Regions from separate parts of the Mus musculus genome. Here region 1 is linked to region 2. A link is a loop called in an ENCODE intact Hi-C map of the cell type or tissue named here. Cell type or tissue: left cerebral cortex. All regions are shown on one strand. Each heading gives the region's core, and the rest is flanking DNA. Links, peaks and the distances in the headings are about the cores only. Region 1 overlaps Agrn (agrin). Region 2 overlaps 9430015G10Rik (RIKEN cDNA 9430015G10 gene).

Region 1 (4,389 bases), core at 325-4,324, 53 kb before region 2:
GTGGGCTCTGTCCACGGATGGAAGAGAATGTGGACCGAGTAGTACGTCTTCTCTAGACCAGACCCCATCCCCGTGCCGTGGAGCGCAGTGTGCATTTGGGGCAACATGCACAGTGAAGAATGGGAAAGCTGTGTGCGAGTGCCAGCGGGTGTGCTCGGGCGGCTACGATCCTGTGTGCGGCAGTGATGGTGTCACTTACGGCAGTGTGTGCGAGCTGGAATCCATGGCCTGTACCCTTGGGCGGGAAATCCGAGTGGCCCGCAGAGGACCGTGTGGTCAGTGGTGGGCCGGTGGGTTGGGTTGGGAGGAGGCTTCTGGTCAACATGGTGATAGAACTTCTTCCCCAGACCGATGTGGGCAGTGCCGGTTTGGATCCTTGTGCGAGGTGGAGACTGGACGCTGTGTGTGCCCCTCTGAGTGTGTGGAGTCAGCCCAGCCCGTATGTGGCTCTGACGGACACACATATGCTAGTGAATGTGAGCTGCATGTCCACGCCTGTACACACCAGATCAGCCTATACGTGGCCTCAGCCGGACACTGCCGTGAGTAGGACCAGAAGGGATAGGCTTCCATGAGTCTCTCTCTCCATCGGGGAAGCTCCATGAGTCTCTCTCTCCATCGGGGAAGCTCCATGCTTACTCTGCTTCTTACCATCTCCTGTAGAGACCTGTGGAGAAACAGTTTGTACCTTTGGGGCTGTGTGCTCAGCTGGACAGTGTGTATGTCCCCGTTGTGAGCACCCCCCACCTGGCCCTGTGTGCGGCAGTGATGGCGTCACCTACCTCAGTGCCTGTGAGCTCCGAGAGGCTGCCTGTCAGCAGCAGGTACAAATTGAGGAGGCCCGTGCAGGGCCGTGTGAGCCGGGTAAGCTCGGGTAACCGGTGCGCACCCCTAGATTCCAGTCTCTGAAGGAGACCTCATGGTGACCGCTCTGTTTTCCTGCAGCTGAGTGTGGCTCAGGGGGCTCTGGGTCTGGGGAAGACAATGCGTGTGAGCAGGAGCTGTGTCGGCAGCATGGTGGTGTCTGGGATGAGGACTCAGAAGACGGGCCGTGTGTCTGTGACTTTAGTTGCCAGAGTGTCCTTAAAAGCCCAGTGAGTACCCCAACTTTCCCATGGTTCCAGGGTGGGTGCGCTGAGGGCCAAGGTTGCTGAGGTTGACCCCACTCCTCAGGTGTGTGGCTCAGATGGAGTCACCTATAGCACGGAGTGCCATCTGAAGAAGGCCAGATGTGAAGCGCGGCAAGAGCTGTACGTCGCTGCTCAGGGAGCCTGCCGGGGTGAGTGGCACATCCCGCGTGTTCTGTGTGGCGTGTCCTCTGTATTTGTGCCTCTCTTTCTCTGTGCGTGTATGTTCTGTGGTGCATGGCATAGAGATAGAAGGCTGTGGGTATGTGCACACGCTATGGTGACTTTTATCATTATTGATGATAATGGCTTTTTATTTATTTATTTATTTATTTATTTAGGCTTTCTTTTTGTTATTTTACTTATTTTGAGGGAAGGTTTCTCTACATAGTCGTGGATGTTCTAGACCTAGCTACGTAGATCAGGATCAGGCTGGCCTTGAATTCATGTCTGCTTATGTTCCTTTGTTGCTGGGATTAAAGGTGTAAACCAAGTACTCCCTTTCTTGGCCAGATTAGGTGCCCAAAGGAGGCAGCAGTGAACATGAGGAGCACCCACTAGGCACTGGCAACCTTGTAGAAGAGATTGCTGCTAGGCTAGGAGTGGTGGTACCTGCGTTTAACCTCAGAGGCAGGTGGATCTCTGAGATTAGCTCTGTCAGGTCAGCTACAGAGCCAGCTCCAGGGCAGCTAGGGCTACACAGAGAAACTCTTGTCTCAGAAAAAGCGGTGGGGGTGGGGGCTGGAGAAAGGAGAGTGCACTGATGTATGTGTTTGTACATGGACAGAGATATATCCACACAGTAAATAATGTGTTAGAGGAATGTGAGTGAACACATGTTAATGTGTCTTTATATATTTGTGTACCCTTATATTTGTACTGCATGTCCGTGGCTCTGATAATGTGTGCATGTGGACGTATGTCCCTACCTGTGTATGTGGCTTTGTATGATTAATGGGTTTGGGGTTCTGTGTTTACTGTGTGTCTTTATATATGGTATCTTGATTTCACCCAGGACAGCCTCAGATTTTCGGGTCCTGGTGGGATTTGATGGCAAAGGGTCATGTGGTAGGAGTCACTGACACAGAAAGACTGGGTTTAGGGTAAACAAGTACCACTACATCAAATACGAACTACTGTGCACCTTTCCTCAGGCCCTACCTTGGCTCCACTGCTACCTATGGCCTCCCCACACTGTGCCCAAACCCCCTATGGCTGCTGCCAGGACAATGTCACTGCTGCCCAGGGTGTGGGCTTGGCTGGCTGTCCCAGTGAGTATTTGAGCCCAGCCCTGACCGTGGTCTCGCAGAGCTGTGCAGTTCCAGTGACCAGTGCTTTCTCCCCTTGTAGGCACCTGCCATTGCAACCCACACGGCTCCTATAGCGGCACTTGTGACCCAGTCACAGGGCAGTGCTCCTGCCGACCAGGTGTAGGAGGCCTCAGGTGTGATCGCTGTGAGCCTGGCTTCTGGAACTTCCGTGGCATTGTCACCGATGGACATAGTGGTTGCACTCGTGAGTAATGGAACTACATGCATTCCTGCCTGTCCACCCATCACTGATCATGGCTTGGCCCGACCCGTATCTGGTAGGGCTGGGGCAGGTTGGGAAACGTATCCAGGTCCAAACCATAAATTCTTCCCTCCCACTCCCCAGCCTGCAGCTGTGACCCTCGGGGTGCTGTAAGAGATGACTGTGAGCAGATGACTGGATTGTGTTCCTGTAGACCTGGTGTGGCTGGTCCCAAGTGTGGGCAGTGTCCAGATGGTCAAGCCCTGGGCCATCTTGGCTGTGAAGCAGGTGAGGGCCGGAACTGGTGCTGACCCCAGGACTCCCTATGCTGAGAGTGGGAGTAGTTGAGTTAACAGGAATTTTTTATCCCTATCTCAGATCCCACAACACCAGTGACTTGTGTGGAAATGCACTGTGAGTTTGGCGCCTCCTGCGTAGAGGAGGCTGGTTTTGCCCAGTGTGTCTGCCCAACTCTCACATGTCCAGAGGCTAACTCTACCAAGGTAAGGAGGGAAATCTGTAGAGAGCGACGGGGATAAGGAGGCCTTTCCCAAGCATGCTTTCCCTGGCCTCCAGGTCTGTGGATCAGATGGTGTCACATACGGCAATGAATGCCAGCTGAAGACCATTGCCTGCCGCCAGCGTCTGGACATCTCCATTCAGAGTCTTGGTCCATGCCGGGGTAAGGACCTAGAGCAACCGCCTAAAGCAAACCAGAAGGACCCGACCCTGTTCTGACTCGAGCCCCTAACATCCGTCTTTTTGCAGAGAGTGTTGCTCCTGGGGTTTCCCCTACATCTGCATCTATGACCACCCCAAGGCATATCCTGAGCAGGACACTGGCGTCTCCCCACAGCAGCCTTCCTCTGTCTCCCAGCACTACTGCCCATGATTGGCCCACCCCATTACCCACATCACCTCAGACCGTAGTCGGCACCCCCAGGAGCACTGCAGCCACACCCTCTGATGTGGCCAGTCTTGCTACAGCGATCTTCAGGGAATCTGGCAGCACCAACGGCAGTGGCGATGAGGAGCTCAGTGGCGATGAGGAGGCCAGTGGGGGCGGGTCTGGGGGTGAGCAGGGCCTCAGGGATGTGTGGGCAGGTTTGAGGGTGATGTGGGGGCAGAGCCCAAGAGTGGCTCCTCCCCGGGGCTGGGCTTAGACTGCGTTTCCCCAGGACTTGAGCCCCCGGTGGGCAGCGTTGTGGTGACCCACGGGCCACCCATCGAGAGGGCTTCCTGTTACAACTCACCTTTGGGCTGCTGCTCAGATGGCAAGACACCCTCACTGGACTCAGAAGGCTCCAACTGTCCAGGTGAGTGAACAGCAGGCAAAGGGCTTGAGGACAGCATAGACATGAGTGTGGCCTCACCCTGTGGCAGGCAGCAGGTTGGTATAAGGTTATGGTATTCTGGCTCCAGCACTTGAGTGTGGGGGGATTAGAGATTTGGCACACACATGCACTCTGGTTTCAGCCATTGACTATGCATGTGTGCCAAGGACCCTAACCCATCTTTCTCCTTGCAAGCCAGCTTGGGGCACCTGCTCCTAGGAATTGCCTGGTAACTGACGCCAGCCCTACCCTGGGGTTCCCACTTACTAACCCCATGACCATCTGACTAACACCCCCTGCCCTGCACCCCACATGGCTTGCTCTGGGCTTGTTCCTGTGGCTGCCCAGGAGGCTTAGATGGCATTGGCAGGGCCTCACTGCCCCTCCCCCACAGCTACCAAGGCATTCCAGGGCGT
Region 2 (4,389 bases), core at 312-4,311:
CCACATACCAGGTTACAAACGCTCAGATGGGCCCGCCAGGGAAAAGCTCAAGAACTGACCTGTTCCTTGCAGCTCTCAAGCAGAGCAAGACTGGACATGGCTAGAGAGGCTGGGAGTCTGGCCCTACGCTGAGAAGACAGCATGGAAACCGTGAGGGTGGTAAGAAGAGTAGCGCTTGCTCAACACCTGCCCTTTGCCCTGCCTGATGGAGCAGCTGACTTGGCATATAGTCAGGTCCTAGAGAAGAACCTTTATGTGTGGGGATAAAGCCATAGAGTAGGCTTAGAAGACGGCCCACAGTGAGACCCTTCCACCCAACTCCCATACCACGCTGCAGCCTGTACCTGAAGACTGTGGCAGGGGGACCATGGCAGCCTTGAAAAGAGAAAGGCAGAGTGAGGCTTGGATGGCCTGGTACAGGAACACACGACCCAGGTTTTCAGCCTAGTCGGGTAGGTTACTTACTGTCTCACCAGGCTGCAGGACAGGGGCTGGGGAAGAAAATGGAGTGTCACTCTGCTGCCCAGCAGCTGCCTTAGCTCTGAGTGCCCTAAGCACCCTGAGCCTAGACAGCTGCTCAGCCACATTTCTTACCTGGGGAACTCTAAGCAGCGGGGCCCAGCCTCACAGCCTCAGCTGTAACAACATCCAAGGCTCTGGGTCGATGGCTTTGAGCACAGTGCAGTCCCTGTGCCTGCTCTGTAGCTCTTGGGGAGCCCCTAGGCCCGGCATGGGTCAGACTCTGCATAGTACCTGTGAAGCTAGGCGGGTAGAAATTCAACCATAGAGGGAAGTACCTCTGTCTCTCCTGTAGAAAACCTCAGGAAGTTTGCTGGAGCGCTTGAGGTAGAAGAATCCAGCCACAGAGAGGATGAGGCCTGTGCTGATGAAGAGTGTCCCCAGGAAGAGAGAAGCTGCCACATGAGGACCCCCTGCAGACAAACCAACAGCTGCCAAGAGAGCCTGGGTTTGGGGAAATGGCTATCCAGTGCTCCTTGCCTAACCCCTGGGGCTCACTATTCCCCAAACATACCTGAGCCCCTACTAGGTGCCAGCCACAGGTCAGAGCCACCATGAGCCCAACACATCACAAGACAAGGAATAATTCCTGGCTCCAGAAGAATCAGGTCCTGGGCTCCCTCCATTAGACTGGCCTCTGCCTCTTGGACTGACAGTCAAAGCCTCCAGCCTTGGCAGCAGACACATCTACTGCACCTGCTTTCTGATACATGCAGCTGCCTTCTGCTCATCTCCATGTGTTTGGGGTCAAGACATACTAAGGGGTTGGTAGTTGACAGAACAATGTGACTGCCAGCTATGGGAAGTGCTGTCCATTGCTGTTGAAGGATGAGCCCAGGTTAGAGTGACGTGCCCCTAAAGTGACTCTGTTAGCTCAGAAGAGGCAGTCTTCTATTGGAGCTCAGTCTAGCTCCCTGACATATGGGGCTCCTCTGCCTTGGGCATATTCTCTCCAGCAGCATCAGGCCCAGACCATTCTCTTGCCTGGCTGACCACACTGCTAACCCAGACACATCCCTTTACTCCCGAGGCCTCCATCTAAGGTGAGCCTGAAGGCCCTGGAGATTCAAGCATCAGGTGACAGGGCCTGCCCCTTCCTTGAAAACAGCTCAGGAGGCATGGCCTATGTGTTTGTAGTCTCATCTGAGGCCTACATCCTGTAAGAGCAAATTGGGATGGAGCAATGCAATCCACAAGGCCTGGAGGTCACGGTGGACATGAAATGAAGCAAAGGCTGAGCATAAGTGAGTAGCAGTGACGGCTGCTACTAAATGACTGAAGCTCTTTGGAGACCATGAAGTATCTTCCTCCGATGGCATCCCAACACATGCCCACACGCAAGCTAAATAAGCCTCGTCCCAGGGGATGCTGGACTCTCTCCAGACCTCTTCCTTAACCAGAGTTCTTTACAGAAAATACTTGACTTCAGGACTGGCACTGGTACCAGTCCTAACTCTACTGATGTGCCCCAGCCCCAGCCCCAGGTCACAGACAGAAACACAGTGCTGGACTTATGAGCTAAGAGACTTACCAAAATGTGGCTGTCCAGGTGTCCCCGTGCTCCTGTTCATGGGAAGCTGCACGCCCCGGCCAGTGACTGTGGGAGAGCAGAACTGAGGGGAGGCCTGGGCCATGCCTGCGACCCTACTGAGGCCTCCACATATAGTGCTAAAGGGACATCTTAGAGATGAGACGGCAAGGAGTAGTTACACCCACAGCTGTCCTCAGTAAACAGAACACTCAGGGAGGGACGGAAGGGGCTGCTCACTGATAAACAATACTCCTGGGCAAGTGAGTATTGTCTTTGCAGTTGGAGAAGACAATTACAGTAGTTCCTTGGTTTCTCCCCAAATTGGACAGGAGGACCCCTGTGAGGTCTGTCTGGGGGAACTGGGGCAGATAGCTTGGAGAAGACATACGAATTCTACACTCAGAGCCATTGTATGTCGGGAGGGTCCCATTCCAGCACCGGACACAGCTAGCGCTCCCATCTGCATTCCAGTGCCTGTAGCAACCTGCACCAGAGGAGACAGGATTTTTCAGCCAAAGTCAGTCAAGATCATCTCAGTGTCTTCTGTAAGCTTTTCTGTATTGTGAATTGGTAATTCTCAACTCAAGAACACGAACATGTTGTGGAAGTCTATGGAGGCACAAGCTCCAGTTCCAGAAACGGGAAACTCGACAGGAAGCATACGGCTTTCAGCCAAGTTCTTATGGCCGGCGGTTACTAAGCCAGTCATTCATTTTACTGGATGCCTCAGGAGACTATTCTAAAGTGCTTGGGACAGAAACCTAAAATTAATAGGTCCCATTTGAAGGTCTTGACTATCTACCAGAACCACTTCCTCCAGGAGACAAGATAGCTGCCTACCTGTATGAGTGTAGCTCTAAGTACAGCACTGTGCCCTTACTTGGGTCTCTACACGGGGCAGGTGTACATAGGTTTGTTTGTTGTCCCTGTGCCATTTCCTAGGGTCTATGTAGCAGGATCAAGCCAAATTTCTATCCCAGACTTGTACTGACCAAAGCTATACCTTCCCGCTTGGAGTGACCCAGCCTGCACTGGCTAGCGATTTGTGGATAGCTGCTTCCCCTCTGGTGAGGTCATCCTGAAGACCATCTTATGCCTTTACTTCTAACATCCCCAACATAGACGATGAGCAGATACGTCCCATATATGTTAATTGGGTACTAGTACCCAAAGCTGGAGATTGAGCAGCATATACAGCTAAACCGTGGGTCACTGAACCTTAACATTGAATGTTACGACATCTGATCTGAACAGATGGCTGAGATGAGACAGAAGCCTTTTTGTGGTGGCAGAGACAGTATCAAGGACAATGGATAAGTGGTCTAGGAGGGACATCAGCTCATTCTAGCTCTAACAATGCTATGGGCAAATGACCACACAGGAACAAAGTCCAACTGCTCAGTTCTACTTGGGTGGGAGAGTCCTGCTCAAACATGGAGTCCTACATGTCTCCTACAGTGATCTCTCTTCCTCGTATCAATTCAAGGCTCAAGTAGATCTTACTGGAAGTATGTGTGTCTACTAAAGGCAAGACCAAAGAACATAGGGTGCTCCAGACAAAACCAGTACAAAAAGTGCAATGCTCAGGAGGAGCGATAGTGCATGCCCTTGGGAGGCAAAGGCAGGCGGTTCTCTAGGAGATCCAGGCGGCCAGAGCTGCATAGTGAGAACTGGTGGCAAAAAATAAAACAAACAAACAAACAAGTGAGCTCATCCCTAGAATCGTCCCTTTTACTAATTCCTGCGTTGAGATACAACTGAGTCTACCAAGGGCTGCTGCTGGGCTGCTAAATTATATGTAAGGAAAGAGGGTGGCCAGAGAGTCATGTGCTAGACCCGAAGGCTCCTGTGCCTCCCTACACAAACTTGGTTATCTCCATTCTTGTACCTATGCTCGGAGCCATCTTGAACTTTAAAAGAGAAACCCAGGAAAGTTCAACTGCTATAACTTTAGGTTAGAGGGTTGATGAAGGCCTTTGACATCCTCACATTTTCTCTGCTCACCACAGAACAATCTCCTTTTCTATTTATCACCACACCCATCCTTGACCCTCACCTTACTCCAGCCTCACCATTTTGTCCATGTTCTCTCACATGACACCTGACCAATGTTTTGAGGTGCTTGCTTCCCTGAGAAGTCCCTCTGGATTTATGTAGTCTTGCGTGTAATGGAACTCAGGACATGTGCCAAGGAGTACCCCTTGACAGATATCTAATCTAAAACAAGGCAGCCCGGAGTCTTACCTCAGGACAGGTCAAGATTGTGGGTGGCATCTCTCCTCGGTCTTCATCTCCTGGGTGCCCCTATTCGATTTCTCTCACCAGCTCTGAACCTTGTT

Evidence for each region. Peaks named below come from ENCODE experiments on the same cell type or tissue, not always from the same donor. Only the 100,000 strongest peaks of a DNase experiment are listed, where the experiment ranks them.
Region 1: it touches region 2 in a loop (2.2-fold over the local background); 12 of 42 quality-filtered maps call a loop at or near these places.

The regions. Positions count from the first base shown.
Region 1 is chr4:156,173,109-156,177,497 of GRCm38, reverse strand. Agrn (agrin) reads left to right here. Exons shown (of 36, transcript NM_021604.3): 8 at 57-275; 9 at 348-542; 10 at 664-864; 11 at 946-1,094; 12 at 1,174-1,279; 13 at 2,282-2,398; 14 at 2,478-2,642; 15 at 2,784-2,927; 16 at 3,018-3,142; 17 at 3,216-3,321; 18 at 3,408-3,713; 19 at 3,818-3,955; 20 at 4,368-4,389. Among named protein-coding and RNA genes, the nearest start is that of Gm46878, 11 kb to the left of the region's middle. In left cerebral cortex, for the core only: no CTCF peak of the experiment used is centred there; no DNase peak of the experiment used is centred there.
Region 2 is chr4:156,120,078-156,124,466 of GRCm38, reverse strand. 9430015G10Rik (RIKEN cDNA 9430015G10 gene) reads right to left here. Exons shown (of 10, transcript NM_177205.1): 5 at 2,439-2,534; 6 at 2,051-2,116; 7 at 798-932; 8 at 466-491; 9 at 345-375. Among named protein-coding and RNA genes, the nearest start is that of Rnf223, 8.2 kb to the left of the region's middle. In left cerebral cortex, for the core only: no CTCF peak of the experiment used is centred there; a DNase peak (open chromatin) is centred at 1,879.